Regions from separate parts of the Homo sapiens genome. Here all the other regions are linked to region 3. The links are chromatin loops, found by intact Hi-C in ENCODE. Cell type or tissue: PC-3. All regions are shown on one strand. Links, peaks and the distances in the headings refer to the core of each region. The heading gives the core; the rest is flanking DNA.

What was found. A loop is a pair of places that touch in the nucleus more often than their neighbours do. Peaks named below come from ENCODE experiments on the same cell type or tissue, not always from the same donor. Only the 100,000 strongest peaks of a DNase experiment are listed, where the experiment ranks them.
Region 1: it touches region 3 in a loop (4-fold over the local background); 2 of 110 quality-filtered maps call a loop at or near these places.
Region 2: a loop joins it to region 3, with 4 times the contacts of the local background. A loop is called at or near these places in 6 of 110 quality-filtered maps.

The regions. Positions count from the first base shown.
Region 1 is chr4:125,241,439-125,251,644 of GRCh38, forward strand. No RefSeq gene overlaps it. Among named protein-coding and RNA genes, the nearest start is that of FAT4, 68 kb to the right of the region's middle. In PC-3, for the core only: a CTCF peak has its summit at 3,617; no DNase peak of the experiment used is centred there; H3K27ac peaks cover 953 bases.
Region 2 is chr4:124,636,936-124,647,285 of GRCh38, forward strand. No RefSeq gene overlaps it. Among named protein-coding and RNA genes, the nearest start is that of ANKRD50, 71 kb to the right of the region's middle. In PC-3, for the core only: no CTCF peak of the experiment used is centred there; DNase peaks (open chromatin) are centred at 3,316 and 5,286; H3K4me3 peaks cover 293 bases; H3K27ac peaks cover 2,968 bases.
Region 3 is chr4:124,424,563-124,434,912 of GRCh38, forward strand. No RefSeq gene overlaps it. Among named protein-coding and RNA genes, the nearest start is that of LINC02516, 130 kb to the right of the region's middle. In PC-3, for the core only: no CTCF peak of the experiment used is centred there; DNase peaks (open chromatin) are centred at 4,909 and 8,159; H3K4me3 peaks cover 1,935 bases; H3K27ac peaks cover 6,156 bases.

The DNA.
Region 1 (10,206 bases), core at 1-8,000, 820 kb after region 3:
TGATTAGATATTTGAATAGTGCTGGTAAATCCTCAGAGTTGTTCTATCACTGCTAATTTATTTTTAAGGCAGAATTTTTTTGATTAGAAGCATAAAGAAAGTAATCAATTCTTCCCCATTGTGAATTAATTATAGATGTAGCAGTGGTAGAGAATAAAGATTCATTGTGACATATCAATATCTGCTTTCAAAGGAAAGTATGCTTCTATCATTATTTGATCTTTTTTCACATCAGAATTCCAGGTAAATAAACATGCAATTGTAAAAAACAAAAAACCAAAAACCCACAAAACAAAACAAAACTTGCCCAGGATTAAAAAAGAGTACAGTTTCATCATTAAATAACAATTGAAAAAGAGCTGCCCTAAAGCAATAGATCTGAAGTTTACCCACACTTCTTTAAAAGAAAGAAATGTCTGGTAAAATACTTCTGAATTATATTTACTAATACAAAGAGAGATTAACTCTGCACAAATATGTTGGAATAGCTTAAAGTGAAATATGAAAAGTGTCTTCTTTAAGTCAGAATGTTGCAATTGTTTTTTATTATTTAAAAGCCTACATTCTTTCTGTGCATAAGATAGTGTGTGTGAATGCTGTATAATTACTTTGAACCACAAAAGCATTGTAAAAATTGATATAAGGAGAATCACGAAAAGAGTAGACAATGTTGACTGACTTTTCTAGGTAGACTTCTAGATGTCTAACCTATGTAATAATTTATGTTGTTAAGACAGTATTATTTGTCTCACACTTTCATCTTGACATTTTTAACATCAGAAAAAATTAAAGGAATTGGCATTCAGAAAGAATAAATACAAATATTTGTGGTTAGTATATAGTAGACCCAATGATACAACACGTCTAATTCTAAGACCCATATTCTTTCCTTCATAGCATGATGTTTCTTTAAGTTAATTTAACATTTTTGAATGAATAGATACCTATGTACCTATTACATGAAAAATAAATTTGTCTCCATGTACTTGCATAAATACATGGGCAATGTTCATGAAAAGAATGATGGCCACATCTGAAGTGTATTTTCAGACACATCTTCCTCTCTGAATGAGGTAGACAAGTGTAATCTTCAAAGTTTCTGACAATTACAGAAGTCTACAGTTTCCCAAAAAATTAAATTGAAAAGTTGAAATTCTTAATTCAAAAAATAGAATTTTGGAATTTTTACTAAACGTAGAAACTCTGTACAAATATATAGTGATAAATTTGTATAATCAAATATACATTCTGTTTACCAGTATGTGTTAATTCTACCTATAATTTCAGGGAAGCTTCTCAATAATAGTTTTTAACTTTTTTTTTTCAAAATGAATGAAGGCAAGAAGCTTGACACGAACAGCCCAATGTCATGTAACTAATATTTGAAATGTGGTATTAGATCCTAGGATATACTCTCACCAGAAAAAAATGATAAATTGGTGTGGATTCAGACAATAACTTAGAGTTATCAATTCCAGTATCAGAGTCATTCTCTAAAGTTTATTTTTAAACTTTTTGTCCTAATAAAATGTATTATGCATGTGATTTCCTGTATTCCATGAAAAAAATAACATAAGAAATAAAATGTAGTGCCAGTCTTTAAGGATTTCGAATCCATAGTGTGATGGAAAATGAATTCTTATACTTTTACGGTGATAAAGACCCACGTCTCATACTAAAATTTATTTTTAAGTTATATTCATTGACTTCTGGATTTTATAGACACTTAGAAATCCAGTTGTGAAGTTAGCTTTCTAAATCTGTAATTTCTGGTAAAAGATGATGCTATAAATACTAAAGAAGATTGTAAGATAAATAGTAAGGTAAATAAAGCATTGTTTTGGAATGCCATTATTATAAGTAATAATTTTAAATCATCTTCTATTGAAAAAAATGAATATTGTGAATAAAATAGTTTTAAGAAACTACTACTAGCTTTCAACAAAGGAATACCTAAGAGAAAAATAGAAGATATATCACAAATTAAAACAAGAAACAATTTAAGTGGCAGTATAGCTTATAACATATATAAAATCATGGATAGAGTTTATAAATGCAATTTATTTTTGACACATGGTATTAGATATAAAGTTAAAAATCAAAATATAACATTCTTATATATTAGAGATTTTAAAAGACCATTAAATTCTAAAATAATTATATTGAATAAAATTTATATTATGAGGTTGTGAGCCAAATTTGTTCACAAATTGGGCACTGGGTAAAAGCTTATTAAATGAATGAAAATGTAATGGAACAATCTAGAAAAACAAGAACAAAAATAAGCTGAGTCTGCCAAACAATATTGCCTACAAGAAATGAGAAGAAATGCAATCAGAGGAAATATGAAGAGTTTTCTTTATCTTGCTTTTACAGCATTGCCATCGGTCATCCATTCTTCTTGTCCTTTGGAGGTTGAGGAGTGAGCCATAAAAATATTAAATTAAATGAAAACCACTTCATATTAAAATCAATGGATGACTGTTTGAACAGGCACTCTGCCATGGAGCCTAAACATTCCTGCATGTTCTTGCTGGGTATTCTAAAAATGCAAAGTCCTGACTGCTATTTGAGCCATCTTCCAAGGTTGTGATTATGGTGTCCAACCTTGAGAAGAGGTAGCATCTGCCCCTGGACAGAAAGCAGGCTTGTTCCCACTTGCTATAAAAGCAATACATTCCCCAACCTCAATGTTTCTCTGCTGCGGTACAATCCATTGCATGTATAAACACCCGTGGGTCTGGAGGACAGAGGAAACTGGTATAAATATGAAGCTCTGGCTACTACATTTGCTGTGAGTAATATAGTCCTTTGTCTCCTTTACAGGACTTTTGTGTTTTTTTATGAGCATATATAAAACAGTTCCAGGCTAATTTTCTAACTTACAAGTAGGGTAAAATCTCAGATGCTGTGTAGATCTAAACAATGACATCACTATCAAAATGTGTGTGTGCATGTGTGTACACACATAATTCTCTATATTTTTATATGTACATACACATACACATATATCCTGTATCTACTACTTTTTTTAGTCAACTGTTGTAACATTATGCTAATGGTTACATTAAATTGGTTAAGTACATTAAAATGGTTAAGTAAATTGTGCCATTTACTTAAGCCCTCTGTGCCCCCAACTATACATTGAGAATATTATTGATAGATAACTCATAGGGTTGTTATATGAATTAAATGCTATAGTGAGTGGAGTTTTCTTGGAACAATGTTTGGCACTCAATAGCTTTAATTATTCTTTCTTATCTTTGATTACTATTAACATATTTTATAATTCATTATTTTGCAAAGACATTTCACTGAAAGTAGGTTTGTGATCTTTCTATAACTATAAACAGAGACTTTGAGTAAAATAAATATCAATTTGTAGAATAACATCTACATTTGTATATATAGTGACTCAATTTTTAAAAGAAAATTTCACATTTTGTTTTAAGATTACTCAAAAATCATTTTAAAACATTTCAAGTAGGCAGACTGCCTAAAAAACAATACATGACCTCCTTCTATTTCTAAAATTGATCAATTTTGAAGTTACTCAGATATAGTATTTAAAGACGTTCATAATTGTGAAATATATTTAAAAGACAACAGTGGCCCCTAGTGATGCAAAAACTAAAATAACAGGATGGAGACAGACAATCCAAAGAAAAATAAACTTAAATGGTTTACTGACATTTTTAGCTCCATTGATGAGAGATTAATATTGTCTTTCACAGAAAGCACCCCTTTTTCAAAAATGGCTGTACACACTAACATGCATGCTATTTAAGCCAAGCAGAAACTGATACCTTGACTTTTATGGTTTATAAGGAACTGTAGATGCATAGATAGCCAAATCATACATCATCACAAGAATGGTAATTTACTTTTCGAACATGTTTAATTAGCAATGAATTAGAACTTTCTTATAAATGCTAGTACAGATGGTCCTCAATTTGTGATAGTTTTATTTACAGTTTTTTGACTTTATGTTGGTGCCAAAGAAATGTACAGTCAGTAGAAGCCATACTTCGTTTGAATTTTGAAATTTGATCTTTTCCTGGGTTAGTGATATGCAGTGATACGTTCTTGAGGTGCTGGATCAGATCATCTAACATAAAGCCTATTTTATAATAAAGTGTTGAATATCTTGAAATTTTCTTTCTTTCTCATGTGAGTTTGACTGATATGAGAGCTCTTACATTCAGCTATCAGATACGTGAATTCTGACTTCCAAGCACCTAATCTAATTGTATTGTGAATTCTAAACATTATCACAAATTTTGAAACAAGATGAGAATCTGTTGCACCCACAGAATTTAAAAAGATAATATAAAACAAAAGAGAAGTCCCAATTTACTTTGAATACTGTGGAAATAATTCTTACATAAGAAAGAAATTGGACTACTTAAAATTTGAAGGAAACTATTTCTAATCCAGTAATGCAAACTGAAATCATTTTCCATCAATGTTTTATTTGATGGAAACAAGTAACGTTTTAATGATGATTCAAGTAACCATCACAAAATGTCGTCACAAGAATTAATACGAATTACTAGATGAATGCATTTAGATAGATGTGATGCTTTTGAAAAAATGTAAAATCTGAAAAGCAATTCTGAAGAACAATTATCAATGTATGAGCAAGTAAATATCAGTTAACATAGACATTAATGAAGCATAAATTTACATTATGCTCCAAAGACAGTTTGGTAGGCAAGTTAGTAAACAGAAATGCTATATTGCATTTAGAATAAAGTTGAAGAATTTGTCATTTCTGAATTATCAATGATTTTTCATGAATCAGAAAGGATGTCTAGAAATATTTTTCAAATTACATATATATATTTAAAAACTATGCATACAAAGTAAATGTTCAGTTGTAGTTGGAAGATAAACTCTAAACTCAGATTGCTTAAATTTTGTGTGTTTGTGAGAACGTAAGATTTTATTTTTCTTGAATAAATACTTGTACAGTACTAGGATGTGTGGAAAGCATGTTCTTAATTAGAAACTACCAAACTTTTTTCTAAAGTGACTTACCATACTGCTTTCCCATCAACAAGTTAATGAAATGAAATATTGCTATTTCTTTTTTTTTCTAGCTCATTGAGAAATGTCGTTTATTTTGTCATTTACTTTGCTTCTTAATGGCCTTTTTTCTCCCCCACTCTGCTTTACTGAGGTATGATTGGTATATTAAAACCTGCACATAAATAATGTATATAGTTTGATGAGTTTGGATATATGTATATGCTAGTGCTGCCATCACCGCAATCAAGGAAATAATGGGTATAAAGTTACAACTACACAAGATGAGTAAAATCCAGGTTGCTTGATTTTGAATCCTTGTTCTGCCACTTGGTAATTTTGGTATATTACCACCATTGTCTCAAATTCTTCACCCATAAAATAAGAATACAGATAATAGAGTTTTAGTGAGGATTAAATGGGTTCATAAAAGAATAAGCCTATGTAAATATTAACTATGATCATATTACTATAGAGAAGATTAATGAGAAAGAAAAGCAAAGGGATTACCTCTAACAAAAAAAAAAAAACTCTTAGGCAGCAAAAGGAACAGAATAAAGAGACAACTCATATAACAGGAGAAAATACTTGCAAACCATGCATCTGAAAAGAGGTTAATATTTAAAATATATGAGACTTAACTCAATAGCAAGAAAACTAATAAGCTGATTTAAAAATGGGCAAATAACCTGAATAGGCATTTTTCAAAAGAAGATATATAAATGGCCAGCAATTATATAAAAAAATGTTCATTATCACTAATCATCAGGGCAGTGCAAATTAAAGTCCTAATGAGATATCACCTCATGCTTGTTAGGATGGCTGTTATCAAAAAGACAAATGATAACAAGTGTTGGTGAAGATGTGGAGAAAACGGAAACCTTGTGCACTTTTGGTGGGAATGTAAATCAGTACAGTCATTATGAAAACAGTATGAAGGTTCCTCAAAAAACTAAAAATAAAATTACCTTATGATCCAGCAATCCAACTCTGAGTACATATCCAAAACAAAGGAAAGCTGTATGCACCCTCATGTTCATTGCAGCATAAATAGTAAAAATAGCCAAGATATGAAAACCTAAGTGTCCATTAATAGATAATAAAGAAAATGTGATATGTATAAACAATGGAGTATTATTCAGCCTTTTAGAAAATCCTGTTATTTTCAAGAACATGGATTAATCTGGAGGGCATTATGTTAAGTGTAATAAACCAGGCACAGAAAGAGAAATACCACATGATCTTACTTATATGGGGAATCTAAAAAAAAAAAAAATATTGAACTCATATAAGTAGAGAGTAAAAAGGTGGTTACCAGGGCGTAGGAGATGGGTTAGTGAATTAGGAATATATTGGTCAAAGGATATAAAATTTCAGCTAGAAAGGAGAGGTAAGTTTAAGAGACCTATTGTACAGCATGATGACAATAGTTAATAACACTCTATTGTATAGTTGAAAATCACTGAGAGAGTAGATTTTACATGTTCTTACCACATGAAAAAGTATGTGAGTATAATTAATTAGCTTGATTTAGTCATTCTGCAATGTATACATATTTTGAAGCATCCTGTTTTGCACAATAAATATATACAATTTGTATTTGTCAATTTGAAATAAATAAATTAAATAAATAAATAAATAAATAAATAGCAAAGGAAACACATCCACAAATTTTAGGTGGAAAATAATTAGACTAAACAATAGTTAGCCTCATCAATGATTTTTTTATTTGTTTTCTCCAAAATGTACTTTTCACTCACTATTCTTTCAAAAATAAATTCTTCAATTTTTATCAATTATTTTTAAGAGAGTAAAAATAATTTTTTTCTGTAACACTATTTTTAGCTAGACATAAGTTTATATAGCCTAAACTTTTTTTGATAGTTGTTATAATAAATATTTATTGGAGATGTTCTATGAGCCAATCAATACTGTGCTAGGAGCTAAATAGGTAAATGAAATATTAAATAGAATATGTTTAGTGCATTGGTCTTCATTCACCTGGAATGCCTGAATACACAGACTGCTGACTCTTAGCCCCAGAATTTCTAACATGTCTGTTGGGAAGTTCAAGATTTTCCATTACTAGCAAGTTATGAGGTAATCCTGATTCTGTTGTTCTTGGGAAAACACTTTGAGAACAGCTAGTTGAGTACACTAGTGTTGGAGTTTAGCAAGGATGCTATAAGACATATTCCAAACCCAGACTTGATGGACAAGTTAGGAAAGGATCCCTAATAGATTAGGACCTGTACACTGAATCTTGAAGAATGGTGAATGAAGCCAAGTAAAGTCAGACAAATTTTACTGTTGCAGGAGATGAACTTTAATAGACCACTAATCCAGATCGAACCAAGTCTTTCACTAAGCTGGGGATTTTATTCACTGAAAAAATAGCATTTACCCTTTTCAGTTTCAATGAAGTTGAAAGAATGAATTATAGACTTAAGTAGAAATCTGACCTCATAAACCTCGACTAAGCTGGGATACTTTGCTCCCAAGGAAAATTTAGTACTCAACTTTTCTTAAGAGCTGTAGTTCCAAAGGGGTTTAAAAAAGGGTTTTAAAAGACACTTAGATAGAAATTCCATCTTTTTTTTTTTTTTTCTGAGAAGGAGTCTTGCTCTGTGGCCAAGGCTGGAGTGCAGTGGCACAATCTTGGCTCACTGCAACCTCCGCCTCCCGGGTTCAAGCAATTCTCTGCCTCAGCCTCCTGAGTAGCTGGGATTGCAGGCACCCAACACCACGCCTGGCTAATTTTTTGTGTTTTTAGTAGAGACGGGGTTTCACCATCTTGGCCAGGATGGTCTTGAACTCCTGACCTCGTGATCCACCTGCCTAGGCTTCCCAAAGTGCTGGGATTACAGGCGTGAGTCACCGGGCCGGACTATAATTTGATCTTAAAAGGGGATTTTATGTTTTCAAAGAATAATTTACTGTACTTCCTTAAACCAAAACAATATTCAACACAGTATTATTAATAAATTAATTAAATCAACCATTTTCCTATATGTTTCAGCAATATAATGTGTAGCCCATGTGCAAATCACTAAGGCAAAATATATAGTGATAACTTTGCAAGATACCTGAGAACTGGAAATTATAAAGAAGAAAATCAAGATTGGCAAAACATTTTAAAAATTTCTTAAATAAGTTAAGAATATCTGCAGCAATTTGTATGAAGACCTCCCAACAGGAAGAACAATTACATATTTTTCATGAGATCAGAGGCAGGAAATAATAAAGAAAATGTGCTTCTATTAGAGTACACATGGTGGAGAATTGAGGAAGATAAGTTCAAACATGTCATTAGGAACAGTATCTTTTCTTCTTATCTAGCTTCTACTCATCCTTCAAGACCAAATTTAAATCTGACTTCCTCTATGAAGTCTGCAATTATTTAAAACTCAGAGTTAAGGACGTTATAAAATACATACATATAATTCACTCAAGAAGTATTTATTGGGGATTTCTACAGGTAAAGCATGGCTCTGGGTGCTTGGATATACGAATAAACAGAGCAAACAAAATCCCCTCCCTCCCAGGAATTATGTGCTATTTGGTGAGAAAAGTTAACAAACAATAAATATTTTAAAAAGTAAATTAATCTAGGTGTGGTAGCTCATGCATGTAATCCCAATGCTTTGGGAGGCAAAGGTGGGAGGATAACTTGAGGCCATAAGTTTGGAACCAGCCTGAGCAACATATCAAGACCTGTTTCTACAACAAAAATGTAACTTATGTAGTTAGACATTTATAAGTTTAAGAAATAATAAGTGTAAAACAAATAGAATAAGTATGGAATATCAAATATAGAGTGGGATAGGCTAAGGGAAAAGTGTAGACAAACTATCTGGCTGTATTCTGTTTAGTGCTTGAATCTCGGAGGAATTCATCTCAAATATCTTATTTAAAAATGAATGACTAAATGGATATAGTATTATATTCCATTTCTGGAACATGCCTGATTCTGTCCCAGCTTTACTCCTTTAACTGTTCTTTGCTCTAATCTAAATTGTTCTCTCCTCTCATCTAAGTATCTGCCCAATAACATCATTATTTTACTCCATCAAGTTCAAGTTAAGACATGGAGCTTATACTTGTTATAACATGGAGCAAAACCTTTCTCTCTGAACATTAATATTTCATTGTCTGTGGGAATTGTTTTAACACTTTCCCTCATGTATCTTAAATGTAAATGCTTTCAAATGACCCAGTTGCATATTATTTATTGTACTTGAGACTTTAATATGCTAAAATCTTGAAGGTGCATATTTGATCATTAAATTTGTGGAAAATGTTTGCTACATAATGTAATTGGTAGAGCCACTTCTCATTTTCAAACTAATCCACCAAATTAGAGTTACATTCTGTAAAAGAAAAATAGATTCTTTTTTTTCTTCAGTTAGGAGATACTTTAACAGGCCCCCCCTCCCTCCTATCTGCACAGCATTCTCATTTTACTTCAACTTTCTCAAATAGGAAATAGAAACCATATTATCTACTCATGAGTTTGCCACCTAAGTGAAATATATTTCTGCCTCACTCAATATTCTTTGGTTATGTTTCTATAAACACTCCCTCAAGAAAAAAATATACCCTTTTGTTTGTTTTTGATGTCTGAGGAAATGTACCCTGGTAAGAGTCTAGATCAATGAATGGTATGTGTTTATTATGCAGAAAGGAAGATCTACTTTCCTGAAAGGGATAATGAGGGGAAAAAAAGCAAAGTATAGGCAAGTTCTTTTAAATAAATACATTTTAAGGAGGACAGATAGAAATTGAAAAAACACTTACTTGCTCAAGTACTCCTTATAATATCTTTGTGTAGCACTAAAGGTACCACCTTGCAAAGAGCACTGATTTATGGCATTCCTAATAAATGACAATATAATTTGTAATCCAGAACATGCCTGAGAAAGAGTCAGAATTAATTATGCTAGGAGAACTGGTGTGAGCCAGGACTGCCTCCTGCAAACTAGGGCATATGGTCACCCCGTGTATCTATGTACACTCTCTTTAATGGTAGTTCTATAAATGATATATTTTATCTCTACAACTAAATTGTAAATTGCTGAGGACAATATATTCTTTGTATTTTTAAATATAATATATAATATATTATTATATAATATTACATAAATATTATAATATATAATAAAATATTGTACCTAATAG
Region 2 (10,350 bases), core at 1,221-9,220, 210 kb after region 3:
TTCAAATTGAGGGCACCCTGAGGATGGAAACCTGCAGGGCAGCAGAATGAATTTAATCCCACTGTTAGATTCCATTCTAAACTACTCAGCAGGCAAAGAGCAACTCCTCACAGAATGTGTTGCTCCTGAGAGTGAAAGGGTAATGAACTGTAAAACCAGATGGCTCAATCCCCCAAAGCTATTACAGGGTTAACTTTCCTCTTGCCTGGGATCAGCAAGGGTACCAACTCCTGCTGATTGTCTCTCCAAATCCCCAGGATAACTAACTCTGTGTCCTAAAAGATGTTTCCTTTTTGGGGAAAAAATATTAAAATGTGTTAAGATGATCAAGAAAAAGTGAAATTCTCAATTTCTTGTTGTAGAAAACTGATAGACACTGTTTAATTTTCCTCCCAGTAATTCTAAGAGTTGATACTTTAAACTGGGAAGGTAGATGAATGTTTTTGCCTGTGGCTTGAAAAGAATACACCCAATTAAAATGGATTTTATTCAAGAGAGAGGCAAAAAAGAATGCTGGTAAGGATGTGGAGAAAAAGGAACTCTCATTCACTCTTGGTGGGAATGTAAATTAGTACAATCATTATGGAGAACAGTATGGAGATCCTCAAACTAAAATTAGAACTACCATATGATACAGCAATCTCATTGCTATGTATATACCCAAAAGAAAGGAAACCAGTATATCAGCACTCCTGCGTTGTTGTAGCACTTTTACAATAGCCAACATTTGGAAGCAACCTAAGTGTCCGCATACAGATGAAAAGATACAGAACATGTGGTACATACACACAATGGAGTACTATTCAGCCATAAAAAAAGCATGAGATCCTGTCATTTGCAACATGGATGGAACTGGAGATCATTATACTAAGTGAAATAAGCCAGGCACAGAAAGACAAACTTTGTGTGTTCTCACTCATTTTGGGGAACTAAAAATTAAAACAATTGAACTCATGCAGATAGACAGCAGAAGAATGGTTATCAGAGGCTGGGAAGGATAGTGAGCGAGGAAGAGAATGAGGATGGTTAATGGGAACAAAAAGTATCATTAGAATGAATAAGATCTGTTATTTGATAGCACAACAGTGACTGCTGTCAACAATAATTTATTGTACATTTTATAATAACTAAGATTATTAAAAAGTAGAATGTTCATAACATAAACAAAGGATAAATGCTTGAGGTGATGGATTTGGTTACATTTTCAACAACATGCTCTGTAAGAAGCTTCATACCAATGTTTCTCTCTTTCTTATGACCTTTCTACCTATAACTTGATTGAAAGAATTCACCATCGGTGCAGGCATATGTCCCACATAAAGGCTAATAGAAACTGCATCTTCATGCACATCAAGGAAAGGCTTTTCCCATTAAAACAAAACAAAACAAAACAAAACAAAAACACTAAAGCTTTGGTCCTTTTTTTTTCTATGCATTCTATTTTTTAAAAAAATACTGTTTAGAGACAATTACAGGGGCCATTTGTGATGTTATTGGTCAACATGGTTCTAAGGACATATTTTTTTTTCTCAGAACTTGGTGAAAAGTGCTTTCATCCAATAAAGGCAAGAGATGATGATGAGAAAGCTGGCTTTGTTCATTTCGTCAATATGCAATTTTTGTCGTCCTTTGGCTCTTTTTCATATTGTAATGCTGTGATGAATCAAACACAGCTACAAATCTTGCAATATTATTTCCATTATAGATTGTCCTCAAGGATAACCATTTCACTTATAACATTAAATTTCAGGATAATTTTTCAGAAATGAATTTGGGGGCCAAATGCCAGCCCTTTGAAGAAGTGTGTAAACGTGTCTCATTTTTTAGTCTTGACTTTCAGCTATAAGTTTCTGACAAAGACTCTCTTTGACCAAACTGTAGTCAGGCTCCTCTGAGCCCTCTTCTCAGCTAGGCTTCAACCTCAGGTTTCCCTGTTTTCCTGGGGTCCAGTTATAGCAAGAATCCTGCTAAGTTAATTCAGAGAGAATCTCTCAACCCTTGATATTTGATCACTCTTAGTATCTATTAATAATCAGATTCCTCATGCCCTACCATCAATACCTGACCATTCTGGCCTGCCTTCAGCAAGAGTCTTGTTAGGTCAGTTTCACCAGAACCCCTGCTGCCCTTCATGTCTCCTTTTAGTAATTTTTTGTCTACCAACGACTCTCCAAACTGCTCTTTTGTTATAAATCTCCCACTAGTTTTTGCTGTATTCAGAATTGAGCCTGATTTCTTTCCAGTATTTTGATAGCTTTTATACCTATTGCAATGGTTCTGTAATAAAGTCTTCCTTACCATCTTGTCAGAACTGTCAGAACAAGGTTTTTTTTTTTTTTTTTTTTTGACAGTTCATTAGTTTTAATAAGTCTCAGTAATTGTACGCTTGGGAATTCTCAAATAAATCACAGATACCTACTGGATGAGCTAACTTGTAGCTTCATTTTTCTAAGGAGAATATTTCAGAATATTTACTAATCTTTGAAGATAAAGTTTATTGCAGATGTTAATCTGACTTTTAATCTGCTTTCATCTTTTTCTTATTTATCTCTGCCTCACCTCTATTACTAACATGATATTATTCAGGAATAAATGTTCTACTTCTAGCCTCTAAATCAAAGCATATAGTTTCATACAATAAAATCAATTCTGACTACTCAGGGAAAAAGATAAGCTTGTCTGTATCAAAAATCTATTTAGAGTTTTGATGAAATAAACTTTTTCCAAAAAATCCATAAGCCACCAATTAGCATCTTATGAAGGAATATGCTATGCATTAAGACTATTTAACTAGTTTGAACATTTAGATGGCCAATTATAGTCTTAGTCACAATATCAGAAAAAAGCAGAATTTGTATGAGTAGAGTTAAATCAGAACTACTCGTAATCATAATAATCAACTCCTCAAATAACTATAAAAGTTATTAATGAATAAATAAGAGACACATTTGACTCAAGTCAGTTAATTTAAAATAGTTTGCCTAATTTAGCAAGCCATGTGGAAATCAAAGAGAAAAAGAAAAGGGCAACTAACATTTATTTAGTGCTTCAACAGGTGTTTCATAATGTTAACTCCTTTAATCTTCACAACCTTGTAGTGAGTATATTATCTTAATTTTAAATAAAGGAAACAAGATGTGAGAGGTTACGTAATTTGCCTAAGGTCAAAGTGCTAGGAAATGGTAAATACCAGATTTGAAATTAAGCCTGACTAAAAAAGTTCACGCCTTCACTAAGTCCTGCAGTTCAGGCAGGAAATAAGTTTTGCATCCTTAGCTAGTCCATGGGATTGCAACCATGGCATGCTAAGGTGACACTGTAATGAGTCACCATGGCATGACTCCAGCCAATGTAAAAATTGGCAGATGGGACCTACTTGCATTCAGAAAAAAATGACTAAAAGGGCCCCTAACGAATAAATAATATTTCAAAATTTGAGCTGAAAAAGAAGTTCAAAGAAACAAATTTGTCAGTTTCATTGACTTATTTTAAATTGAGAATACATTCACTTGGTAAATAAATAGAAGTATCCAGTGAAAAGTCTACCTCCATCTTTGCCATGTGAGCTGAGAGTTTCTATTCCCCTCTTTCCATACATAAACCATGTGATCAGCTTTTTATGTGCCCTTCCAGTGGTTGTTTCATGAAGACATTTTGTCACCTTTCTTATGAAAAAGGAAGCATAAGATACATACTGTTCTACACCAAGTTTTTTTCTCACATAATAGAATATCTTGGAGAGTTTTACTAATCTTTACTAAAGATTGGTACATAAATAGCTACCTCATTCTTTTTTTTTTTTTTACAGTTGCAGAACGTTTCATTAAATAGACAATAATTTATTTAATCAGTCTCTACTAATGGGCATGGTTTTCAAATTTCTTGCCATTATCATTTTTATTTTTGTGCTATACTTTCATTATTGTTGGTCAATTATCTTTTAATTATTCAAATAATGCTTCAATGAATAAAGTTGTATATACATAATTTCAAACAGGTATAGGCATATCTGTAGGTAAACTACCAAAATGGGATTGCTGGGTCAAAGAGTAAATGAATTTATAATTTTCTAATATCATAAGTAAATTGCTTTTCGTAGGGATTGTGGCAGTTTCTACTCCTATCTGCAATGTGTGAGCATGCCTATTTCTCATAGAGTTTATTAAAAAGAGATTTTTTTAAATCAAGTTTTGAGATTTTTGCCATACTAATAGATTAAAAAATGCTATTTTAGTATATTTGTTACACTACATGTTGTACTCAGTTATTGTTTGTATATGTAAGAATGATTGAAAATACGTATTTTTTACTTTACTGCATTATTGAAACCTCTCATTACTTATCAGGTAGTTTTTCAGGTTATTCACTTGGGCTCTTCTAAGTATACAATGACATTGTCTGCACTCAGTAATAACTTAAACTTCTTCATTGCAAACTCCACTGTTTTTTTTGTTGTTGTTGTTTCTAATTACATCAACTACTAATTCAGAATCTATGTAATAAAATTTCATATAACTGTAAAAAAAAAGAGAAAGAGTACATATAAAAACTTGTGAAACACTAGTCTATGATTTTGTTACAGTATTGCTCCAATGTCAGTTTCCAAGTTTTAGTAAATGTATTGCAGTAATGTAACATGTTATCATTGGAAGAATCCGGGTAAAGAATGTACATAGGAACTCTGAACCATTTACGCAAGTAAAATAAAAGGTTTCCTTGCATTTGATAGACTTCTTGCTCTAATTCTGACACGTATTTCTTTATAGAAATTTAGGCTTTTTAGATATTTAGATATGCTTATAGAGGGTAATGGTAGAAAACCCCATAATATTGTTTAGTCTACACACATTCAAATTTATAACATGTCTTATGTGTTGTGGTTATATTTCATACAGCATGGTGATCTTTCTCAACTTGAAAAATTAGATAAAAAATTACTCACAAGTGGAAAATATGCTGCCGTTTCCTGTACTCATCCCTGATGGGAAAACAGAGGCGCCTCTCTTCTCTGTGTGACAGGTTGAAGAAGGAATATTGATCCAGTCTCCTCTGAAATAATGCATCTTCACTGTGGATTCCCTTATAGGGAAGAAAGAATGTTAGTAAAATCGATGTGAAAGTAGAAACATAAAATCTTAGGGGTTGAGGTGGGGATGGAAAATCATTCAACATGGATTAAGAAGATCTGTCATATGAATGAGACTAAGTTTTCTGAGTCATTCTCTTAAAGGAGGAAGTTGAACTAGATGACCCAATGCAGCACTTGTAAGCATCGCTGATTTTCAGAAATGCTGGGAAGCTGCCAAGGTGATTCAGATGACAAGCCAGGTTTGAAAACCCACTGATTCAAGACAAATTTTATGTCTAAGTTATTATTTGAAATAGGATCAGAATATCATCCATTGCAGGGATAACTGTTATTCCCAACAAATAACCAATTGACTGAAAAAGTGAGAGTTCTTAAACCAACCCAAATATGCATTTCAGACCTTAGAAAAATAGTTATTCTTGTTTAAAAATTACTTTTCACCTTGAAGGAAATTTTGTATAACCTTCAAGTCTTCATTATTAAGCACTCCATTGAGAATATATTTGACTTAAGTACATCCTAAATAACAGCTTTAAGTGAAATGAGTCAAACTTTTCTTTCATATGTTATGAGCTACTGTATTTATTTAACATTTGAATAGGATCACCATAAAAAAAGGGGAAATACTTCAGAAAAACGCTGTATCAGACTTTATAAATGATTATACAATTCTTACATAGTTGAGGTTTTATTTTAATTCTCTCTAGCTCTTCATTGCTTAAATTTCAAAAATGACTTAGCAGGTTTTCTTTCTCTTAAAAAATATTTTTACAATTGCTTAGGTAGAATCTTTCGCCTATATGGGGCTAACTGCTGTTAAGTCCCGACTCTCACTTCAACCACTATAACTTCGTGCTTTACCTTCAGACTTTTTATCTTTAATACTAATGTTTACCCTTAACAGACTGATGTATTTTTAAAACAGAAACCAAGAACTGCTTCTTCAACTCTTCCTAAAAGGCACCTTTCATTAAAAATAGGTGTAGGCAGGGCGAATAAGGGACCTTGCCCATACTTGCCTATCTTCTCTCATTAAGGTTCTAGGGTGTCACTCTTGGGTCAGGTCCCACATTTGTACTCTCATCACTGCCCTGTGGGGAGGGCTGAGACAAACAATGACAGAATTTGGCTTCTGTTCTCCAAGGAAGTACCTGTGAGCATAGGCAGAGAAGTTATCTATATCATACATAGTAAGTCTTGATGGGGAAAATATTTTAAAGCCTGATGACCACAGTGTTCGTCCCTCTTAGAAGTCTATGAAAGGCCCTGCTGCTATGCTAGTAATTAACACCAAAGAAGAGCTCGCTCCTTGAAGGCAGCATCATAGATAAATGCTCTCTCACTAAGGCAATGTCAGAGGTTAAGTCCTTAATAACGAGGCAATGGAGTAAAGTTGAACTCTTGGTTGAATCCTAAACTGAGCTCTGCCTGATCTCTACATGCTCCCACACCTTCTTCACAAATAAATGTATGTAATTTTTCAAGTTCCACCACACAGATGGAGGCAAAAAATGTACATGCTGTTCTTGATGTTATAAGCCAGCCTGACCCACACCAGCAACAAATAACAATCAGGGTTTTAGGATAACTCCATTGCTGCACCTGGCTTTCTCTGAGTCTGCAAAAGCCAAATTTCTTAGCTCTGTGACCCTAATATTATCTTTATCCTCTAGTTCTTTTGACCTTTAGTTCTAATGTTTTGGACATTGGCTTTCTCTTCTACTTTTGACTTAAATCAGACATTCATCTGTCAGTATTCCTTTACTCATCTTAACCCACACTCTTACTTTGTTGGGAGACAATTCTCCAGGGGTCTCATGTTTTTGACCATCCTGTGACAACTTCCATTCTCTACTACATTTTCAAAGATATTTGTGTAAGAAGGAAACAACAGACACTGGAGTCTACTTGAGGGTGGAGGGTGGGAGGAGGGAGAGGAACAGAAAAGATAACTATTGGGTACTGGGCCTAATACCTGGGTGATGAAATAATCTGTACAACAAACCCCCGTGACATGTGTTTACCTATGTAACAAACCTTCATATGGACCACCAAACCTAAAAGTAAAAAAAAAAGTAAATATAAAAATATAGGCAGGGCGCGGTGGCTCACGCCTGTAATCCCAGTACTTTGGGAGGTCAAGGCTGGCGGATCACAAGGTCAGGAGATCGAGACCATCCTGGCTAACATGGTGAAACCCTGTCTCTACTAAAAATGCAAAAAAAAAAAAAAATTTAGCCAGGCGTGGTGGCAGGTGTTTGTAGTCCCAGCTACTCGGGAGGTTGAGGCAGGAGAATGGCGTGAACCTGGGAGGCAGAGCTTGCAGTGAGCTGAGATTGCGCCACTGCACTCCAGCCTGGGCAACAGAGTGAGACTCCATCTTAAAAAAAAAAAAAAAAATATATATATATATATATTTATATTATATATATATTTATATATAATATGTATTTATATGTTTATATATATTTATATATTATATGTTTATATATATAAAATAAAAATTAATATATAATATAAACATATAATACTTAAAACCCCAAAGATATTGTGTAGTAAATAGCCTTGCAGGTATAATACCTACTTCCAGCGCAGAGGACAATTTCTTTATTGTCTAAGTTAATAAAGACAATAGCTCTCTCCGGGGCAAAATTTGAGCTAGTCTGTTAGCAGCCCTTTTAGAAGATTGAGGGTTTCTTAGTCTCTGGGTTCCTCAGCGCAGCCTCTGTGGATGCAGCATTCTCCTGTGCCTGCCTCTAAATCATCCGAGTGGGGCTTAGGGTGAAACAAAAACCAATGCAAAGATGGAGCTCATGCTGCCTGCTGTGCTATGAGTAATAAAGTCCTTTGTCTCTAATTCAGAAGTCTTATGTCTTCTGCTGGCATCTATGAGATAGTAGCTGGCTAACTTGTGAGCTTCTAAGTAGAGTAAAATCCCACACCATTTGCAGCACTTGACATGCCTCAGTTCATATAACTAGTATAGCTGGCATTGTTTCTTTGGAGTTTTCCTAGAATTTATTTCCCTTTCCTAATGGTACTCTGGTTCCCTCTCGAGAATTACATGTTCCCCATTGGATACTATCTTCAGGAATTTAATTAGGTGTTCTGCCCTCTCCTAGCTAAGACATGGAGGCATGATGCAGGCTGAACTCATTGGAACTTAAACAAAGACAATGAAAACAATTGACATTGATTCATCCCCAGCAGTGACTCCCTAAACAAGTATTATCTGCTATTTCTGTACATCCTTTTCCTAGAATCTATAGATAACTTGAACTCTGTCTATGTCCAGGTCAGGTTCCTCACATTTCCCATGAATTGTGTGAGATTCAAATATCCCCAAAATACATTTCTTTTGGTTGAAGTTGGCTTTTGTTTCTTTCTGCCAAAGAACTCTAACATAATCAGCCAGCATTCTGGGCAGTCTGCGTCTCACTCCCCACAAGGTCATGTGTGTTTTTGTGTTGTGGCCACCTGCATTTTCATAAAGCATGGTTATGTCCCTCTACTTATGGGGATTAGAAACAAGATACTACTGAACACATAAATAAAAACAGTAAAACACCCTACATTTCTAGATTTTGTCTATCTCTGGTTAGAAACCTATTTCAAAGGATTCATTCATTCATTAAAGACTTACTTCCTGAGCATCTCCTTTATGCCAAGAACTGCAAGATGTTAACAAAAGAGAAATGGCCTCTGCTGTCATTGAGCACACATTCTAATTCTATTCTGTATCACATTTCTACTCTCTGTTTAAAAAAAGAGACTGTTAGAATATAAATTCCTTGTGGGCAGAAATTGGGCTTTTTAAAGTCACTTTCTAACATGGAAATTAGTGGATATTAAGTATTCAATAAGCATTTATTGACTAAATAAATAAATGACATTTCCATTGGAAAGTTGAAATGCATTATTGGTCACAAACAGAATTGTCCAAGACAAACATTAAATGCATTGAACCTAAGATGATGAAACAATAAATAGGTTTCTTCTTGTATTTAAGTGAGGCCAGTCTAATAGTTTTCACAATTAGTATGCATTTGGCAAATAAATTCTCAATGTTCCAGGAACACTAAAAATCATTCTGGATTAATTAAGAATTTAACTGGAAAATAAGCATGACTACAATTAAATAGAAAAAATTAAGTGTGAGAAATGTAAATAAAAAGCATATAAGAAATGTGTGAATAAAGTTTATTTTACAGTTTAATGAATAATAATGTTTTTTTTGCACAAATCAAGAGATATAGTCCAGAACCTTAGAGTAAAATCATAGACTTTATTGATTGTTTATCTGGTTTTTTGTTTGTTTGTTTATTTGTATTTGTAGAAACAGAGTCTCACTATGTTGCCCTTCTGGTCTCAAACTCCTGGCCTCCGGAGATCCCCCAGTCTTGGTCTCCCAAAGTACTGGGGTTACAAGTGTAAGCCACCACATCTGGCTTCACTGATTATTTTTTGTCACTTTATCTTGCTTTCCTTTGTAGGGCCTCTATTTTTGTTCTAAGATTATGCTTTATTTTTCATCCTTGTATAGCTCTTCTTTTGTTTTCCCAATTTTATTTTATATATTTATTTTTGAGACGGAGTCTCGCTCTGTCGCCCAGGCTAGAGTGCATTGGCACAATCTCGGCTCACTGCAATTGTAAGCTCCACCTCCCGGGTTCACGCCATTCTCCCGCCTCAGCCTCCCGAGTAGCTGGGACCACAGGTGCCCACCACCACCCCCGGCTAATTTTTTGTATTTTTTGTACAGACGGGGTTTCACCGTGTTAGCCAGGATGGTCTTGATCTCCTGACCTCATGATCCGCCCGCTTTGGCCTCCCAAAGTGCTGGGATTACAGGTGTAAGCCACCACACCCGGCCTATTTTATTTTTAATGAGCTAGTTTTCCCACTCATCTGTTTTTAATTCAGCTTCTATCATAATTTACATCGAAGGAGTCATTACCAGGTCGCAAATCAAATACCTATTATTATTATTATTGCACCAGTAGCATGTATGGTTAATGCTCAGAGGAAGGGTTGTGATATGAAGTGTGGCTGACAGCCCACACTTGTTCTTTTTGCATACGTGAAACCTCCTTTTTCTCCATGCTTGTTGGATAATTAGAGGACAAACGGACAGGTCTTTTTGACCTCAGTGTCAGCTACTAAGTTCTTCTTAAAAGAATCAACTGAATTCAACTTAATTATCTCCAATAAAAAGAGGTCAGGGCAGAGTATCAGCTAAAAGCAATTAAGTAGTCAACCCA
Region 3 (10,350 bases), core at 1,231-9,230:
ACAAAGGTGAAATCTGCATTAGGACATATTCTGGAAAAACCTTTTTCCCAAGAAAAAGTGGAGAATTGCTTTGTGGGGAACATCACTGATAATTCAAAAGGGTTCCCTGTGAATAGCCTTAAAATATTATATTACAATGTTCATGAAGCATTGAAATGTTTGGATTTAGGGGAATAACTTTAATGAAAAGCATATATTGCTTTTCCCCCTTAGTTGTTCTCTTTTTCTTCCTTTCTTCCTCTCTCTTAATCATGCTGAAATGAATGTAAGGTGAGACTAATTCTATGCTGCACCAGACAGAAAGCTAATGGGATGAATGATAGGGAATGAGATACTGTGTATAAAGCTGCTTGCAAGAAGAAGATTGGAACGACTATGGATTCATTTAAGAAGAAAGTAACTAAAAGAATTAAAGATTTATTAAAGTTAACCAAGTTGAAAGAGTGAAGACATTAGATAAAGAAAGTATTTGTAGAGGGGATATTGGGTTTAGAATTGATGGAAGCAGGTTAAGTAAGACTCAAGTGACTATGGAAGACCAAAAGTTATCTATATCACAGGGCTTAAATGTGGAGCCCTATATGAAAGGGCTAAGAATTTGTGTTCATCTAAAAATCAGGGCTGAAATCAAACTTGCTGAGTGTGAGTATCAAGAAATTGGGTCATTAGTGTCCAGCTGGAATTCAGTGACCAAGCCAGACTTATTATTGATATAGAGCATGCATCCTAAAATTAACAATACCTTAACTGAATATATATTTGTCACCTAAATAGCATATGATATGTTGATGATACTTACAAACCAGGGTAAAATATAAGAGCACATGACTGGGCTGCATAAGATGTAACAAGCAATGCAATCTTACTAAGATGCACGTATCCTTCTACATGCTTTATACATATTTTTTCATTTATCTTCATTATAAACCTATGCAACGGGTACTATTATTTTCCCTATTTTGCAGATAAAAATTGAAGAACCTAAAGTTAAACAACAATCCTAGATGAGCCAGCTGGTTAGTTAAGGAGCTGATTTGACCCAGCTTCAGTACTTTAACCACTCTAGCACACTGCTCCAGAGGGACACCTCCTAAAGGCTGCACCACTCTCCTTTCATTTTTGTGGAAGGAGGGAGTGTGCTTTGTACATGATAACAACATCTATTTGTGCATATGTTCAAATTTTAACTCAGGATCTTCCTCTGTGTTTCCCTTCTGAGAATATACCCTCACCGACTGCCCAGTGCTCAGAGCCAAAAAAAGCTGCAGTCTTTGTAGATACCTCCCTCTCAAGTTTTCCCATTCAACATGTTACCTAATTCTACCAATATCACCTCACACCTACTGAGTTCAGCCAGTTCTCTGTTTCCGCTGCCCCAGACTTTTCATACCTGGACTTCTGCAAACCTTTTCTGTTGATTTTTTCCCCTAATTCTCTCTTACCCTCCCTCCCACTGCTCCCCAATATAGCCTTGGCTTTGCAGAGAAATCTTTTCAAAATATTGATTTGATCACATATCTCTCAGTTTAAAATCTTTAAATAATTTCTCATTTTTTTTTGTACAAAGACCAAACTCCCTAGCATTATTTAGGATAAGCAAACTTAGCAAAAATCTCTCCAAAATTCAATGATTTAAAGATGAAAATTTATCCCTCTCTAATATAACAAAGCAGGACAAGGTCTCCAGGTTGGCAGAGGATCATGTGTAAGATGTCATTGAGCATCCCAAGCTGAAGATGGTAAAACCTCTTTGATCACACACCTTCCAGCATCACACTGCTCTCACCATTAGAGCTCACAGAATGGAGAATGAGCCTGTGGAGGAAATATACCCGCTGCCTTGAAATCCTGTCTAGGTTGTGGTAACATCACTTATACTCATGTTTCCTTGGAGAGAAACCAGTCACATGGCCACATTGGATGCAAAGGAGACTGGGAAATGTAGTCTCTGACTGGGCAGCTATATGCTGTTACTCAAAGGGGAAACAGATTCTGATGGACAGTTAGTTTAGTCATCTCTGGTGCACCTTCTTCCCAGCTTCATTTTCTACCATCATCAACCTTGCCCTTGATTGCAGTCACAACTTTACATTTGCATGTGAACACCTTACCTGAATCCAATTATCTTCTTCTCATACTGCAGGTATCAAGTCAAATGGTACTTGCTCAGGAAAGTCATTCCTCACCCGCAGGTTAGGTTAGGTCCTACCGTACAACATATGGTACAGACTCCTTTTCCTCATAGTACTTATCACAGTTTTAATTTCTGCATTTTACTCATGATTATTCATTATATTTCTTTGTTACTGGATTTTAAGTTCCTCAGAAGCAGAGGTCTTGCTCACTTTAGGACACCACCATATCCCTTCCTAGCACAGTAACTGACTAGATACATAGTAATTATTGTTTATATGTTGTTTTTGAGTTTTTCTTAGTAGTTTTGCCACATGATACTGTGTTAGTCTTTAAAGCATTTTCCTTATGTTATCTTTTACTGCAACCTGTACTCACTCATTCAATAAATGTATGTCTTATGCTAGACAATGAGGTACATAGACAGTATGATGAGAAATAGAACAATGTGGTCTTTGATCTGAAAGTTTTTATTATGTAGTTAGGGAAAGGGCACAAAAATCCTTGAGTATAAAATATCTGAAAAAAGGTGTTGCTGAGTGGTATAGGATTAAGTGCTGAATGAGTAATATTGACACAAAGTATTATATAATCTCAGAAGAAGTCAGCTGAGTGAGGCCTGCTATGCTGGTGGAAAGTTTTCTAGAGGAAATAAGGGGTGGAGCTGGACCTTCACCTGTAGGTGCAGGAGCAGTGCCCAAACATTTTGAATATATATGAGACTTTGGAGATACAGCTAAACACCTAAACTGGAGTTGGAGCTAGTCTGATATTCCTCAATAAGTCTGAACAGGAAAGTCCTTTGGGAACATCCTCTGACCTCCTGTGACCTCTTCTAGGAAGCAGCTTAGCATTTGAACTAGAGACAGGAATTGCCAATTGTCCTGGCCTGTGTCCAAGCAATTGTGTGTAAAATGGTTAGCATCCTGTGCTGTGTAACCAGCAGCATACTGTCTTGGCCTACAGTGGGATATAAAATCACACTTTAGTTGATTTGTTATAGCTTGGCCAAAGGCTATAGGTAAAAGGAACTTTCATCAATATAAAAAGCCCGAACATTTCAGACAAATCTGGAAAAAGGTTTGTGGCCATTGGAGCTGCTAGGTGGTGAAATAAAAAAATACAATATTCAGATGGGGAAAATACAGAGATGTTGGCAAGCTGAAGAATATTCCCAAAAGACTAGAAAAAATAAAGATCTCACCCCATCAAACCAAAATTAAGCAAATGGATAAGTAATTTTGCCCCTGAATAAAGGCAAATTGTAGCAATCTTTGATTGTGTTCCCTGTATTCCCCAACTCCCCTGACTCTCCTTGCCAAGCCCACCTGCCCTGTTAGAGGTTGGAAATGCCAGGCACAGCCCACTGGGAAAGCTGGCAGCTATGGCAAGACATGAAACCAATGCTGACCAACTGGGACCTGAGTGGAAGGAGGCTTTGGGTTAATGCTTTCCTACTAAAAGAAACAGAGACTCAAAAGAAATCACCTCTTTTTCCTTCACTGGGTTGGTGGTGCCTGCCTGTGCCTTGTGGAACCATCGCAGCTGAATTGAGATCATGAGGGTGACAATGCTGATGATGGGGAGGAATTCAGATGAAAAAATAACAACGGCATCACTAAACTGTGGCTCTGTGACAGACCTATCTAGCCGTATCTGGCACCCTATTATGTGAAATTACAAATTCCCTTATAATTTATGTCATTTGACCTGTGTGTTCTATTACCTGCAGCCCAAAACATCTTATGTGATAGAATATTTAATCAAATGAGGTATCAGATTCATTTAGATTAAAATAAAATGTAGCATAAGAATCAAAGTAAGGATTTTTAAACTGATTTACAAAATTATTTCTTACACATTATATTTGCTTGTACAAGAAATTAAATATATTCTGGTAATGTAGTGCCAAAACATCAGAGACCAACAAATATCAATCACAGTTCTCCTCATGTATTTGAGCAACTGAAGTATTCATTCCTGTTGAATTTCAGTTTGCAGCATTTCAAAATTGATTGATCAGTTTTCTTTATGTAATACATTAAAATATACTTTTCATTCCTCTAGAAATGTAGTTGAAATTTCATGTCCTTTTCACTTTGAATGTAGAAATTTGGGTTCGTTGACCTGGCAAAAAAATGTTCCCACCCACGAAACCTGTCAATAATGACAAAATGAGCCAAGTAGAGCATTTGTAACAATCTCTCTATAAAGGATATTCTTTATACAATTTGAAAAGGAATTAAAATTACAAATGCAAAATTGAGCATAGGGTCTTGTAAGACCAAATTCAAGTGAGAGACCCTGATGTTTTACCTTCAGATGTTTTACCTTCATTAGCTTCAGGGTATAACTATCTCTGATAATCAGTTTTTAATTAAAAAAAAAAGTCAAAAGCCTCAGTCTATTCTTTAGATATCGATATCAAAATTCACATCACAGGTTCCAATCATGAAAAGCCAAAATAAATACCATTAACTTCAAAACCTGATCTGTAGCATAAAGGTTATTGGGTGAAACGGGCTCAAGGCAATCTTCCTTCTTTTTCTAAAACTGTGCCCCACAATTTTTTTCCTATAATGTCTTCTATCTGAAGTTTAGTCATAAAGTCTGTTCCCGACAGGGGAGAGAAATGAGGACATAATGGTATGATCTATGCTTCCTGCCAAGCCCGCTGCTTCGGTGATGGAGGTGCTTTGTACACTGGGTTATTGGATTATGGCCTCTGTTCCTGCCTGCATCCACCAGGGAGCCAAGCGCTCTGTCTTTATTTCGTGACCCTTGTGTTTACACTATTTCCCTCTCTGTGCCATGATTTCCTCTGAGCTATCAAATACTTCTAATTCCTATCCTCGGCCTGTGTGTTTCCTGCCAACTCCCAGGGGCAATCAGTCGCTTCCTCACTTCTTAGATTCTGCCTGCCAAACTTCCTGCTCAAACATGTAACTGTATACATACACACACACACACACACACACACACACACACACACACACATCCAATTTTTATGTCCCTTCTTATGGCTGTCTTCTAAAGTTGAAGAACTTTGAAACTATAAACTGTTTATCCTTTCTCTTAACTACCAAAACTTCCTTCTTCTTCTTCTTTTTTTTTTTTTTTTAATGCAACACCTTTTAACTCATTTAAGGCTGGCCTCAGTGTCTGTATTCCTCCAGCGTGTTCATTTTGCAGTGGAAAGTTTTCAGGAAAATTGGACTTTACCCATTTATAGACTTCAAGCCTTATATTTTATTCATTTGGAATGGATTTTAAAAATGGGTTACTAATTTTGAAGGTTATTAATTTTTTGAAAGTGACTTAAATAAGTAATTTCCTGTTTGCTCCCCTAGTGGCCCCATGAATTGTGCTTGAATTGTTTTCTCATCTCATGACCGAGTAGACTGAATTATTAGGGCAGGATTAGGACCATGTACATCTCAGTACAGCCTTAGCACCTGGTTCAAGGACTGGAATATAGTAGGTGCTTGATGATTCTTTGTGGAATGGAATGAAAGAGAAAAATATTTAGTGTATTTAAAATTTATTTTAATTATTAGAGTAATTATATTGTAGAGGTAAATTTTTTAAATATGGAAAATTTAGATTTTCTGTATAATCAGATTGTTCAGATTTCCTCCATGTCTGTACCTAAAACCACCAAAAATTATAATTTTTAAATGTGAATTTAAATATTTCATTTCATTTACTATCTAAAATGCTTGAACTGCTGATGGCTCATTTTCATTTAGTCCTAATGTCCTGGTTACTTTTTAAAGTAAAATGTTATTTTACTTATATATCATAGAGATGGCAATTCATTCATAATTTGAGTTTCTTTCTTTACATGTCACCCACATCTCTGTTTACTTACCTGATGCTTCTGCTCTTTCCTTTTTTCTCTAATTTTTATTACTAATAACAGTGTTAAGAAATATATACATTTCTAATTTCCAACAAGTAAGCCTAGCTCATATTTTTAATTGTTAAAATCAGGTCTAATTTTAAAGTGAATGCACACAAATAATGGGTCCTTGCTATTTCCACACATATAACATGAATTTCATGAAGGTAATTAGTAAGCAGAATAAGAGAAAATTCCACACATCCCTTCTAAGAGAGAGGGGCATTGGAAAGTTTCAAACCCAAGTGGTTTCAAATCCAGCTCTGACATTTAGTAACTGTGTGTTATTCAGGAGTTACTTAACTTCTTTGAACTTCAGTTTTTTCATTAGGAAAATAGAAAACATAAGGACCTCAACTGGTGGTTAGCAGGATAAATGGTATTAAAATACATTAATTATTTAAGTCATGGTAGATTATATATTGATACTATTATTTTGTGGACTTTTAAAGTCAAATAGACAACCAGCTATAAATATCAGAACTTGATTTTAAAATGAAAAAGAAAAACTATATTTAAATAATCTATTCCAGGCCAGGCACAGTGGCTCATGCCTGTAATCCCAGCAATTTGGGAGGCTGAGGCGGGCAGATCATTTGATGTCAAGAGTGCAAGACCAGCCTGCCCAACACGGTGAAACCCTGCCTCTATTAAAAATACAAAAATTAGCTGGGTGTGCTGATACACACCTGTAATCCCAGCTACTTGAGAGGCTGAGGCATGAGAATCGCTTGAACCTGGAAGGCAGACGTTGGAGTTAGCCGAGATTGCGCCAACGCACTGCAGTGATAGAGCGAGACTGTCTCAAAAATAAATAAATAAATAAATAAATAAATAGAATAACATATTCCAAATATTTTGTCTACAATGTACTTACAATGTTAAGATTATTTACAACTTCATGTTCTTATGTAAGATTTTGATATTTTATAGGTAAAAAATGAAATATATGTGTTCATGTATGAATTAAGGTATTATTTCTACATACAAAAAAATTTGCAGAACTAAGAAAATTACTCTGGGAAACCAAGAGGAGAAACACACTTCTATTTGCATTAGGTGGATGTCTCAGACACAGCCAAACCTGTATCTAATCAGAATAGGCAGTTCCTGAAATTATAACTTTGAGGTTCTAAAAAGCTTGAACATTTTAAAAGAATTTCTGTTTTACATGACTGTTGTACATTTTAGCATGAGTGATTCCTGTTTAGCTTTTAAGCATGCCAATTCCATGAGTGCAGTTAACTCATAGTTCTGGACTGCCTATTTCAGAACCATTTACAATTGCTTTCTCATCTTCTACTGTGAAAACTCCACAGATAGGGCTTAAATACTCAGGTTCCACACACACTTCTGGCTAGCAGTGACCTGACCATGTGATCCAGCTCTACACTCAAAGATTGAGTAGCTTACCTGCTGAGAAACGTTTTTTAAAAGTGGTTTACAGAGGGCACTGTCCTTTGGTTTTTCTCTTCCCACTTCTTCTGGCTTCAGCCTGGATAGTGGATGTGAGCTTGCAGAGCAGCAGCCATGTTACAACCTGAGACAACATACACAAGACCTGGCCTGTACACTCTGAGAACAACGGAAGAAGAAAAAAACAAAATTCTCTGGAACCCTGGACTACTAACCCCTGCTTCTCTCTGTTAAGATAGATAATTCTTGTGTATCTAAATCATTGCACAGACTTCTGGTTGGTTAAACCTGAATTTAATCCTAATTGATATGAGCTTCAACCCAAGCACAGAAGAAACAAAACATGATTTAACGACTATTTTCACAGTTCTCTTAAGGATGGTACATATCACACACCATTCTAGGCATACTGAAATAAAATTAATTCATTACAGAAAATATATTATTAGGACATTAGAACCTACTTCTCTTCCAGGTCTGGTTGAGAAAGATTGTACCAAACCCTGCTATATAAAATACAGCCTGTAGACCAACAGCATAGGCACCATCTGGTAACTAATTGGATGCCTAGAATCTCAGAATTCTCCCTCTTCACCTACTGAATCAGAATTTGCATTTCACCGTGATTCCCAGATGATTCATATGTACCATAAAGTGTTTTAAATGCTGGATGAATTATGAGTTCCCGAGGTCAAAGGAACAGTATTAAAAAAAAATCTTTTCTATCTCTATTTCCCGGTACAATGTCTAGACGGAACATAATAAGCCCAACCAAATATTTGATGAATGAAACATAACACTGGCTCAGTGTCAAGTATTAAATTCCATTATAGGTTTGATTATCACAAATCTAACTATTATTTGCAAAGCTGAGCTTATGACTATGAGGAAATGAATGAATAATGAGACAGATATCATGAAAAAAGGAAAAGTGGTTAAAAAGTTACAAAGCATAGAATGAAAGAAATCACAGGCTCTAGATGTGCACTGAAATTAAAAGTTTTAAGGAACATAGTCCCCTATAACAGAAAGTTAAAACTGGAAAATTAATGGGTAAGTAATGGGGATCTGTCCTTGCCAAAATTCATTATATTACCTAGAGCTGTCTTGATTTGTCTATTTTAGATTCTCCTATTTGGGAGAGTGGTGGACCACTTGACTCTGACGAAAGCTAAAAATGCTGTCTCATGAGAATGCACACATACACACAGACACACATACACACAGACACACATACACACAGACACACATACACACAGACACACATACACAGACACACAGACACGCTTAATTGAGTTTCAGGAAGTGCTCAGACTTTCTAAAACTTAGCTATCGAAGAAGGTACAGTGTACTTCAGGTAAAGAGCCCTTCATGATGTTTGAATTTTCTACATTACAAGTTAAATAAATGATGGTCTATGAAATCTAGAAATGATTTGGAGAAACAGACTTAGTCTCCCTCCTTACATATTCCACATCCTAAATTAACTTTTGACTGAGGGTTGAATTGTGGCCTCCACTCCACTCCAAATATATTGAAGTCCTAACTCTGGTACCTCAGAATGTGACCTTATTTGGAAATAGGGTTGCTGCAGATATAATTAGTTCGATGAGGTCATACTAAAGTAGAGTGGGCCCTTATCCAATATGACTGATGTCATAGTGAAGAGACACAGAGACAGACACGCGAGGGGAGAACATCAGTGATGATGCAGCCCGAGATTGAAGTGCTGTATCTGCAAGCCCAGGAACACCCGCGGCCACCAGAATGTGGAAGAAGCGAGGAAGGATCCTACCCTGGAAGTTTAGGAGGGGGTATGATTCTGCCTACACCTTGATTTATGACCTCGAGACTCTAGAACTGTGAGAGAAGGGATTTCTGTTGTTTTAAGCCCTCCAAGTTTGTAGAAATTTGTTACAGCAGCCCTAGGAAATAGTGGGAAAACATAATCTAGAATTATAATAACTGATTTCAAAGTGTCTGTCGTGGTTATTAATAAAAACTTTTATTCAGAAGGCATTCACTGATCTTCACTATGTGAATTCACTGATCTTCAATTTGCCATGTAATATACCCAAATAAATCAAGAATAGACTCTTATTCTTAGAGAAAAGGTAGCCTAATTTTAATTTAAAATTTACTTAGTTGATCGGGGTTTCAGTTGTTTCATCAGTGAAATGGACATTAAATGTTTAACATTAAAATTGTCTCTGAGTTCCTCTCAGAGTTCCTATCAGAATTTCTATCAGATATAGATAATAATTGATTGGCAGTTTATTTGCTAAGAAATTATTTAAAATGAATTGTAGATACTTAACCTAAAGAAGAGAAAACTAGCTCTCTTCAATTAGTTGAAAGGCAATTAACTAGAAGAGTTATTGTTGTGTATGACCTCAAATGATAGACGGGAACTGGCAGAGATGAAATTAGGCTAAATATACATAAGAACTTGTTAATTATTTTAGCTTTAACAATATATTCTGGCCCTCAATAAGTTCTTGGTCATAAGACTTGTTTTGCTGAAGAGTCATTTGCCAAGATGCCTTTAAGGGTTTCAGTCATTCCCAAGTTGGTTGGAAGATCATATCTTCCAAACACTATGGGATCAAAAAGGGTATATTTGGAAGATTAATCACTCTGGAGATAAAATGAACTTCAAACCCTGTATCTGTTCCTTAGTAACTATGTAAACTTAATTTCTGAATATCACGTTCCTCTCCTGTAAATACAGATATGAATACCCACATTAAAGTATTGTTTTGAATTATAAAATAATGCATACCAAGTGTATAGTCATTAGTTGACAATAAAGTCTGATTCTCTCCTACGCCCTGTAACTCTATGTGTATTTATATGTGCTACTGTTTACTATGTTAGGATACAAAAATAAACTCCTAAAT